2 separate regions of the Homo sapiens genome follow, and region 1 is linked to region 2. A link is an interaction called in ENCODE POLR2A ChIA-PET data of the cell type or tissue named here. Cell type or tissue: HepG2. All regions are shown on one strand. Each heading gives the region's core, and the rest is flanking DNA. Links, peaks and the distances in the headings are about the cores only.

What was found. ChIA-PET counts read pairs that join two places held together with the same protein. Peaks named below come from ENCODE experiments on the same cell type or tissue, not always from the same donor. Only the 100,000 strongest peaks of a DNase experiment are listed, where the experiment ranks them.
Region 1: POLR2A ChIA-PET joins it to region 2 with 5 read pairs; 3 of 35 experiments call an interaction of 5 or more read pairs at or near these places.

Annotation. Positions count from the first base shown.
Region 1 is chr7:75,710,531-75,714,914 of GRCh38, reverse strand. The region is part of intron 1 of HIP1 (huntingtin interacting protein 1); the gene reads left to right. Among named protein-coding and RNA genes, the nearest start is that of HIP1, 26 kb to the left of the region's middle. In HepG2, for the core only: a CTCF peak has its summit at 1,747; no DNase peak of the experiment used is centred there.
Region 2 is chr7:75,903,680-75,908,063 of GRCh38, reverse strand. No RefSeq gene overlaps it. Among named protein-coding and RNA genes, the nearest start is that of POR, 9.3 kb to the left of the region's middle. RefSeq lists an enhancer at 1,155-1,725. In HepG2, for the core only: no CTCF peak of the experiment used is centred there; DNase peaks (open chromatin) are centred at 503, 603, 1,563 and 1,953.

The DNA of each region.
Region 1 (4,384 bases), core at 160-4,159, 190 kb after region 2:
GCAGCGTGGGATCCTGGATTGGACTCTGGAACAGAAGGAGGAAAACAGTAGTGGAAACACTGGTGAAATCCAAATTCATTGTGTAGTATAGTTAATGGTATTGTACTAGAGTGAATTTCTTAGTTTCAGTGACTCTTCCATGGTTATAGAAGATGTTAGTTAGGTCGGGCACGGTGGCTCACACCTGTAATCCCAGCACTTTGGGAGGCCGAGGCAGGTGGATTACCTAAGGTTAGGAGTTCAAGACCAGCCTGGCCAACATGGTGAAACCCCATCTCTGCTAAAAATACAAAAATTAGCCGGGCATGGTGGCACACCCCTGTAATCCCAGCTACTCGGGAGGCTGAGGCAGGAGAATTGCTTGAGCCCGGGAGGCAGTGGTTGCAGTGAGCCGAGATTGTGCCACTGCACTCCAGCCTGGCTGACAGAGAGAGACTCTGTCTCAAAAAAAAAAAAAAAGAAAAAAAGATGTTAGTTAATACAAGGGGAAACTGGGCAAAGGGTGTCTGGGAACTCTGCACTACTTTTGCAGCTCCTCTGAAAATTTAAAATTATCTCAAACTAAAATGTTAAAAAGGCCAGGCGCGGCGGCTCACGCCTGTCATCCCAGCACTTTGGGAGCCAAGGTGGGAGGATCACCTGAGGCCAGGAGTTCGAAACCAGCCTGGCTGACATGGTGAAACCCCATCTCCACTAAAAATACAAAAATTAGCCGGGCATGATGGCGCACACCTGTAGTCCCACCTACTTGGGAGGCTGAGGCAGGAGAATCACTTAAACCCGGGAGGCAGAGGTTGCAGTGAGCCAAGATGGCGCCACTGCACTCCAGCCTAGATGAAAGAGTGAGACTCCATCTCAAACAAAAAGAAAAAATAAAATAAAATGAAATAAAATAAAATGTTAAAAAAAAAAAGAGGCTGGGCACAGTGGCTCATGCCTGTAATCCCAGCACTTTAGGAGGCTGAGATGGACGGATCACTTGAGGTCAGGAGATTGAGACCAACCTGGCTGACATAGTGAAACCCTGTCTCTACTAAAAATACAAAAAATGCTGGGCATTGTGGTGCACGCCTGTAGTCCCAGCTACTCGGGAGGCTGAGGCAGGAGCATTGCTTGAACCCGGGAGGCAGGCAGAGGTTGCAGTGAGCCAAGATCATGCCACTGCACTCCAGCCTGGGCAACAGAGCGAGACTCCACCTCAAAAAAAAAAAAATGGCATGTCACTCAGCAAACCCTTAGGGCTAAGTGAATGTGCTTTCCCTTGCCCCACCAGGCCTTTCATCCCTGGGGACTCTAGAGACCCACATATGCAGAGGAACAGGACAGGATGGTTTCCAAAGAGGGAAAGCTGGAATAGCCCGCGTTGCATCAGAGGGTGGAGAATGTCCATTGCCTGCTTTGAAGAGGAGCTGCTCTGTTTGCCCTGGGTCTTGGAGGCAGAGATGGAGTAGAACCTTCCTAAGCAGCCTTGCAGAAATTTTGCTGTCTGCCTCCCCCTGTCGCAGTGCAGCTAGCACCGGATACTAGTAAGACTTGGCAGTCAGTCTTAGTTCCAGCTTCAGTTCTGTTCCTTATTACTTTGTGGAGACCCTGGGAACTATGTCATTGCACCCATAATATGGGATCTTGAACTGACACCTAGGCTCATTGTGTGTGTTGAACGAGAGGGTCTAGAGCCAAAGCCAGGGCTGGTGGCTGTTTCTTCTGCCCACAGCTTTCCCTAATGCCTCCAGTGGAAGCGCCCACTGCCGGCCAGGTTCCCCATGGCACTCACTTTGTGCCCTTCCAAGGGCCCTTTTCAGGGATGGCCCTGGTTTGTGTCTTCTCTGCTTTATGACCCAGAGCTCCTGTAGGCCACAGGGCTTTGCACATAAGGGCTACTGAGGAAATGTGTTGAGTGAGTGAATGAATAAGTAAGTGACCAAATGGATAAGTAAATGAGTGAGTGAATGAATGGTTGAATATGTGAGTAATTGAGTAAGTGAATGAATGATTGAATTTGTGAGTAAATGAGTTAGCAAGTCAGTGAATGAGTGAATGAATGAGTGAGTGAATGAAGGAGTATATAAATGAATGGATGAGTGACTGAATGCATGAGTAAATGAGTGAGTGAATGAATGAGTGAGTGAATGAATGAGTAAATGAGAGAGTGAATGAAAGAGTGAATGAGGGATTGAATGAGTGAGTAAATCAGAGATTGACAGAGTGAGTAAATGAGTGAATGAGAGTGAAGGAATGTGAGTGAATAAAGGAGTATGTGTATGAGGGAGTAAATGAGAGAGTGAGTGAATAAGTGAGAGTGAATGAGTGAATGAATGATTGAATGGATTCCCCTCCTGCCTGTGAAAGAGGGATGTGTACAACATATGGGCCCAAAGAGTTGCCCCTCGTCAAGCTGTTCTCCAGGATGACTCTGGAAACGTTCAGACCAAACACACACCCCTTTGTGATTTTTCCCCCTACTATTGGAGTGTGAGCCACCTATCCAGAAAAAGCACTCAGTTAACTTTTTCACATCATTTGGGCATCTCAAGTTTTAAAGCTGTTTGTCAGTGCCTGGAACACTCCTGGCCTCTCTCCTTGTTGCTGAGAACTTTTTGCCACAGGAAATCAGGCTCATTTTGAGGGCCAAATAGTAGCTAAATATAGCTTCCCGGCACAGATATTTAAAGAGCTATGTTGATGATGTTATGTCTGAACAGAGAAGAAAGGGAAGAAAATAACTTTTTTTCCCCCCGTAAAGAAGAGCAAAGTTACACCAGGTTTTCTGTGGGGCTGCAGGGAGCCGAGCGACGGTGAGGTGTCAATGTTTTAATTATAGAATCACCAGATGTTCATGCTACAACTGTCACCAGCTTGGGGCTTGGGATTTAGATTTCTGTTGCCAGGCAGTCATTTCTTTATAATTACTTCTCGTTTCTATTTAAAAATACCTTCTCCTTGGAAAGTAACCCCAGATGAGTGTGCGCTTCTCACCAAGCTCAGAAGAGCTACCAGAGGGAGGCATTATGAGAGCTACGCTGCCCCCTCACCCCAAGACTGGCAGGGGACTGGTGGAGGAGCCCTCTCTCTCCCAAGTGCTGGTTGACAAGCAGCAGGTGATAAGGGATGAGGCCCTGAGATCTTTCCTGGTGAAAAGTCAGCTGCAGATGCAGAGGCCAGGAAAGAGGGCATACCTCAGAGAGAGGTCTGGACTGAAATTCCACTCATGCCTTCCCTGGAGCCAGACGGCTTCCCCTCTATCCTCTCCTCTGGTTTCCATCTTGGGCTCATTGGGTAATCAGGATAATGTCCAAAAAAGTAAAAAACTTTAGGATGGCGTTTTTGATCTCAAATGTCCCTTCCAGACTATAAATAGGACTATCCTAGGAGTTCTGAACTTTCCTTGAGGCTGAACTTGTATCTCTTTTGGGAGAGAAACTACATGGCTCTTTTTGTAAGAAGCTCTCTGCCCAGTGAACTCTCTTAAACTTTGTATGTCTGTAAATGTCTACATTTCACCATCTTTTTTTCCTCCTTTGTTATAGCCAAGATTTTATTGGTCCTTGCTTGGTGATCAGTACACAAGCATCATGAATTATTAATGCTAGTATTAAAAAGCCTAAGCAGTGTAATTGTGATACTTTGCTAAAGAGTTTGCTAAAGAGTTACTCAAGTGATGTTGCAATCTAAGAGTTGGAGATAATTTACCCACAAATTAGGACATTAGAACTCAAAATCTTAGAAGGTTGCTAATTTGTAAGTCTTTCACAGGGAATATCCTGATAACACAGGATGTGCTATATTACACATTATATCCACAACATATTAATACTTTGGGGGAAATTCTGGACTTTTGGGAGCACAATATTGCCACAGATAGTGTGCAGTTCTCATAGGTAGACAAAAGACAGAAGACACAGTGATAATAGTAGGGGAACAAACACACATATGAAAGATGAGTAATTTAAAAGGTTTGCTTATGTCTTGGTCATTTGGGGCATGTGTCACTTTAGAGGGTTTTTTTATAATGTTCTTTATAGTCTATGGAATGGTAAGTTAACATCAAATAAAGCCTCCCTTAATCAAGCCTTCCACTAATTTCTGGTTTTAGTGAAATTAACCAGTACATGATTTTAACTCTTAAAAAGGCATTAATTAAAAAAAATTACAAGATAGAGTCTCACCGTATTGCCCAGGTAGCAGTGCAGTGGCTATTCATAGGCATGATCATAGTGCACTATGGCCTTGAACTCCTGGCCTCAAGTGATCCTCCCACTTAAGCCTCCCAAGTAGCTGGGCCTACAGACATGTGCCACCATGCCTGGCTTTACAAGATCGTTTAGAACTAACACCAGTTCTTCTCAAGCTTTTCCAAAAAATTGAAGAGAAGGGAACACTCCTT
Region 2 (4,384 bases), core at 223-4,222:
TCCATCTCAAACATAAAATAAATAAAATAAAATAAAAGCAGTGGAGCCGGGCATGGTGGCTCACACGTGTAATCCTAGCACTTTGGGAGACTGAGGCGGGGATTGTTTGAAGCCAGAAGTTTGAAACCAAACTGGGCATCATAGCAAGGCCCCGCCTCTACAAAAAATAAAAAATTAGCCAGGTGTGGTGGCGCGTGCCTGTAGTCCCAGCTACTCAGGAGGCTGAGGTGGGAGGATCGCTTGAGCCTGGAGGCTGAGGCTACAGTGAACTGTGATTGTGCCACTGCACTCCAGCCTGGGCAACAGAGCTCTCGGCCAACCCCATCTTTATGTTTTAAAAAAATAAAAATAAAAGATAAAATGAGAGCAGAGAAACAGGAGGGGGGGTGGCGGTTGCTGTCAAGTGCAAAGCACAGAGAATTGTTGACCCACCTGGCTCTCTTCATTGTCCAAATAACTTCCCCAGACCTTCTTCCGGTCTCCTTGCTGCCCCACACCCCTAGGTCCTCCTAACATGGCCAAAGTTTAACCGTGTTACACAACAGAGCCAAACTCTGTCTCTGAAAAAAAAAAAAAAAAGAAAAGAAAAAAAGAAAAAGTGGATCCCAGATTAGCTTGGCACTGAGAGAAGCTGGATTGGCTTCCACCATAGATGCTAGAGGGGTGTGGTTGATCCTTAGAGGAGGTGCTCCCACTTTCCCAGAACTCCAAATGTCACAGCGGCCTCTGACACCGTGTCTCATGTGTCTCCAGTATCACACCATGACCTTTGGACAGGATGGTTTATTCCCCTTGAGAGGCGTCCATGAGGGTGCAAGGCAAGTGAGTTTGCAGATTTCCTGGGTTGAGATAACCCTACAGGGTCAGGGATGAGAACATCACCAAAGTGTAGAAGCGCAGAATCTCTCTCTGGAGATCAGGGGACAAATTCCAATTAGACGGAACCAAGTGCATGGCCTTGGCCAAGTATCTTTTTTTTTTTTTCTTTGAGACCGAGTCTCGCTCTGTTGCCCAGGCTGGAGTACAGTGGTGCGACCTTGGCTCACTGCAACCTCTGCCTCCTGGGTTCAAGCGATTCTCCTGCCTGCCTCAGCCTCCAAAGTAGCTAGGATTACAGGTGCGTGCCACCATGCCTGGCTAATTTTTTTGTATTTTTAGTAGAGACGGGGTTTCACGATGTTGGCCAGGCTGGTCTTGAACTCCTGACCTTGTGATCCACCCACCTCGGCCTCCCAAAGTGTTAGGATTACAGGCGTGAGCCACTGTGCTCGGCCAACCCCATCTCTATGTTTAAAAAACAATAATAATAAAAGAAAATTAGAGCATTTAATAATAAAAGAAAATGAGAAACAGGAGGGAGGCGGTTGCTGTCAAGTGCAAAGCCAAGAGGATGGTTGACCCGCCTGGCTCTCTTCATTGTCCAAATAACTCCCCCAGACCTTCTTCCTGCCTCCTTGCTGCCCCAAACCCCTGGGTCTTCCTAACACGGCCAAAGAGGCATTTCAAAGAGGCGGCCCTGAACTGAGAAAGCAAACATGGCCTTTAGCTACAGCAGATCAGGTTTCCGGCTAGCTGTGTGGCCATGGATGGGTCCTGGGCACACGGACCCAGGCAGTTGCGTGAGGATTAAATGAGTTGCTGTGTGTGTGACATGGCCTGGTGCACCCAGCGGTTCTCAGAGCCCAGGATGGCTTCTTTCTCCTTCCTACTGCCCGCATACCCGCCCCAGTTTCACTCCATCCTTTGTTCCCCTCTGTTACGCAATCAAAGTTTCAGCTCTTCTGGGTTTGCATGCGGGAGCCAGAGCAAGCTTCTGGGGAAATGAGAGGGTGTTCGGGTGAGAGGGGGCCTCGGAAGCCACGCCCTTTCTCCCCCTCTTCCTCCCCATTCGCGTTCACATGCCAATGGGCCAGAACCTTTGCCCTGTCTCCCCAGTATGACACAAGCCCCAGGATTCTGTGCTCAAAATTGCTTGGCTGCTGCTGGCTGTTGCCAAAGCAACCAGCACCATTGTGCAAGGGCCGATGAAGAGAAGCCTGCCTGGCTTCCACGAACTGTTCAGACAGTGCTGTGGAGGACACCTGCCTGTGCCTCTGAGCAGTCACTTAGCAGAAATGGAAGTTGATGAGAGCTGATCCCTGGCCTCCAGGGGCTGGGAGTCTCCAGGCTGACTCACATCCCAGCCAGTACTGGTTTAGTTCAGTGATTCTCAAACCAGGAGCAGCAGCCTCACCTGGGAACTTGTTAGAAATGTCAAATTAGGCCAGGCATGGTGGCTCAAGCCCGTAATCCCAGCACTTTGGGAAGCCAAGGCAGGTGGATCACTTGAGGTCAGGAGTTCGAGACCAGCCTGGCCAATATGGTGAAACCCCCCACATCTCTACTAAAAATACAAAAATTGTCTGGCATCGTGGAGCATGCCTGTAGTCCCAGTTAACTCGGGAGGCTCAGGCAGGAGAATCGCTTGAACCCAGGAGGCAGAGGTTGCAGTGAGCTGAGATCATGCCACTGCACTCCAGCCTGGGCAACAGAGCGAGACTCTGTCTCAAAAAAAAAAAAAAAAGAAAAAGAAAAGAAATGTCAAATTAAGGCCTGGTGCAGTGGCTCAAGCCTGTAATCCCAGCACTTTGTGAGGCAGGAGTTTGAGACCAGCCTGGAGAACACAGCGAGACCCCATCTCTATAAAAAATTGGCCAGGCAAGATGGCGTGCGCCTGTGGTCCCAGCTACTCAGGAGCTTGAGATGAAAGGATTGCTTGAGCCTGGAAGGTTGAAGCTGCAGTGAACTATGACTGTGTCACTGTACTCCAGCCTGGGTGACAGAGCAAGACCCTGTCTCAAAAAAAGAAAGAAATAAACAAAAACAGGGGTTGTGGCTCATGCCTATAGTCCCAGCACTTTGGGAGGCCAAGGCGGGTGGATCACGAGGTCAGTAGATTGAGACCATCCTGGCTAACACGGTGAAACCTCATCTCTACTAAAAATACAAAAGAATTAGTTGGGCGTGGTGGCAGGCACCTGTAATCCCAGCTACTTGGGAGGCAGAGGCAGGAGAATCGCTTGAACCTGGGAAGCGGAGGTTGTAGCGAGCGGAGATCACGCCACTGTACTTCAGCCTGGGCGACAGAGAAAGAAAAAAAAAAACGAAAGGAGAGAGGGCGGGAAGGAGAGAGAAAAAGGAATGCCAAATTTCAGGCCACTTCCCAAATTGATTGAATCAGAAACTCTGGGGGTGGGGCCCTGCCATCTGTGGCTGAACAAGCCCTCCAGGTGATGCTGATACAGGCTGAAGATTGAGAACCACAAATCTGTTCTTTTCTTTTCCTTCTTTTTTTTTTTTTTTTTTGAGACGGAGTCTCGCTCTGTTGCCCAGGCTGCGGTGCAGTGGCGTGATCTCCGCTCACTGCAAGCTCTGCCTCCTGGGTTCACGCCATTCTCCTGCCTCAGCCTCCTGAGTAGCTGGGACTACAGGCGCCTGCCACCACGCTCAGCTAATTTATTTTTAGTAGAGACAGGGTTTCACCGTGTTAGCCAGGATGGCCCGATCTCCTGACTTCGTGATCCTCCCGCCTTGGCTTCCCAAAGTGCTGGGATTACAGGCGCAAGCCACCGCGCCCAGCCTCTTTTCCTTCTTTTTTTTTCCCTCCTCAAGACAGGCTCTTGCACTGTCACCCAGGCTGAAGTGCAGTGGTGCAATCATAGCTCACTGCAGCCTCGATCTCCTGGGCTTAAGCAAATCCTCCCACTTCAGCCTCCTGAGTAGCTGGGACTACAGGCTCACATCACCTTGGTCAGCTAATTTTTTTGTAAAGACAGCATCTCACTATGTTGCCCAGGCTGGTCTTGAACTCCTGGGCTCAAGTGATCCTCCTGCCTCAGCCTTACGAGTGGCTGGGACTACAGGTGCACACTACCACACCTGGCTAAGTTTTTTATTTTCTGTAGAGACTAGGTCTTGCTCTGTTGCTGAGGCTGGTATCGAAGTCCGAAGTCTAGGGCTTAAGTGATCCTCCTGTCTCGTCCTCCCAAAGTGCTGTGATTACAGGCATAAGCCACCGTGCCTGGCCTAAATCCTAGTCTTGAGATCTCACTGACACGCCAGGTTAATCTCTTTCCATACTTCCTCCCCCACAGACTCTCAGGGTCCCATCTCTTTTTTTTTTTTTTTTTTTTTTTGAGGAGTCTTGCTCTGTTGCCCAGGCTGGAGTGCAGTGGCGCTGTCTCGGCTCACTGCAAGCTCCACCTCCTGGGTTCACGCCATTCTCCTGCCTCAGCCTCCCGAGTTGCTGGGACTACAGGCGCCCGCCACCACGCCTGGCTAATTTTTTGTATTTTTTAGTAGGGACGGGGTTTCACCGTGTTGGCCAGGATGGTCTCGATCTCCT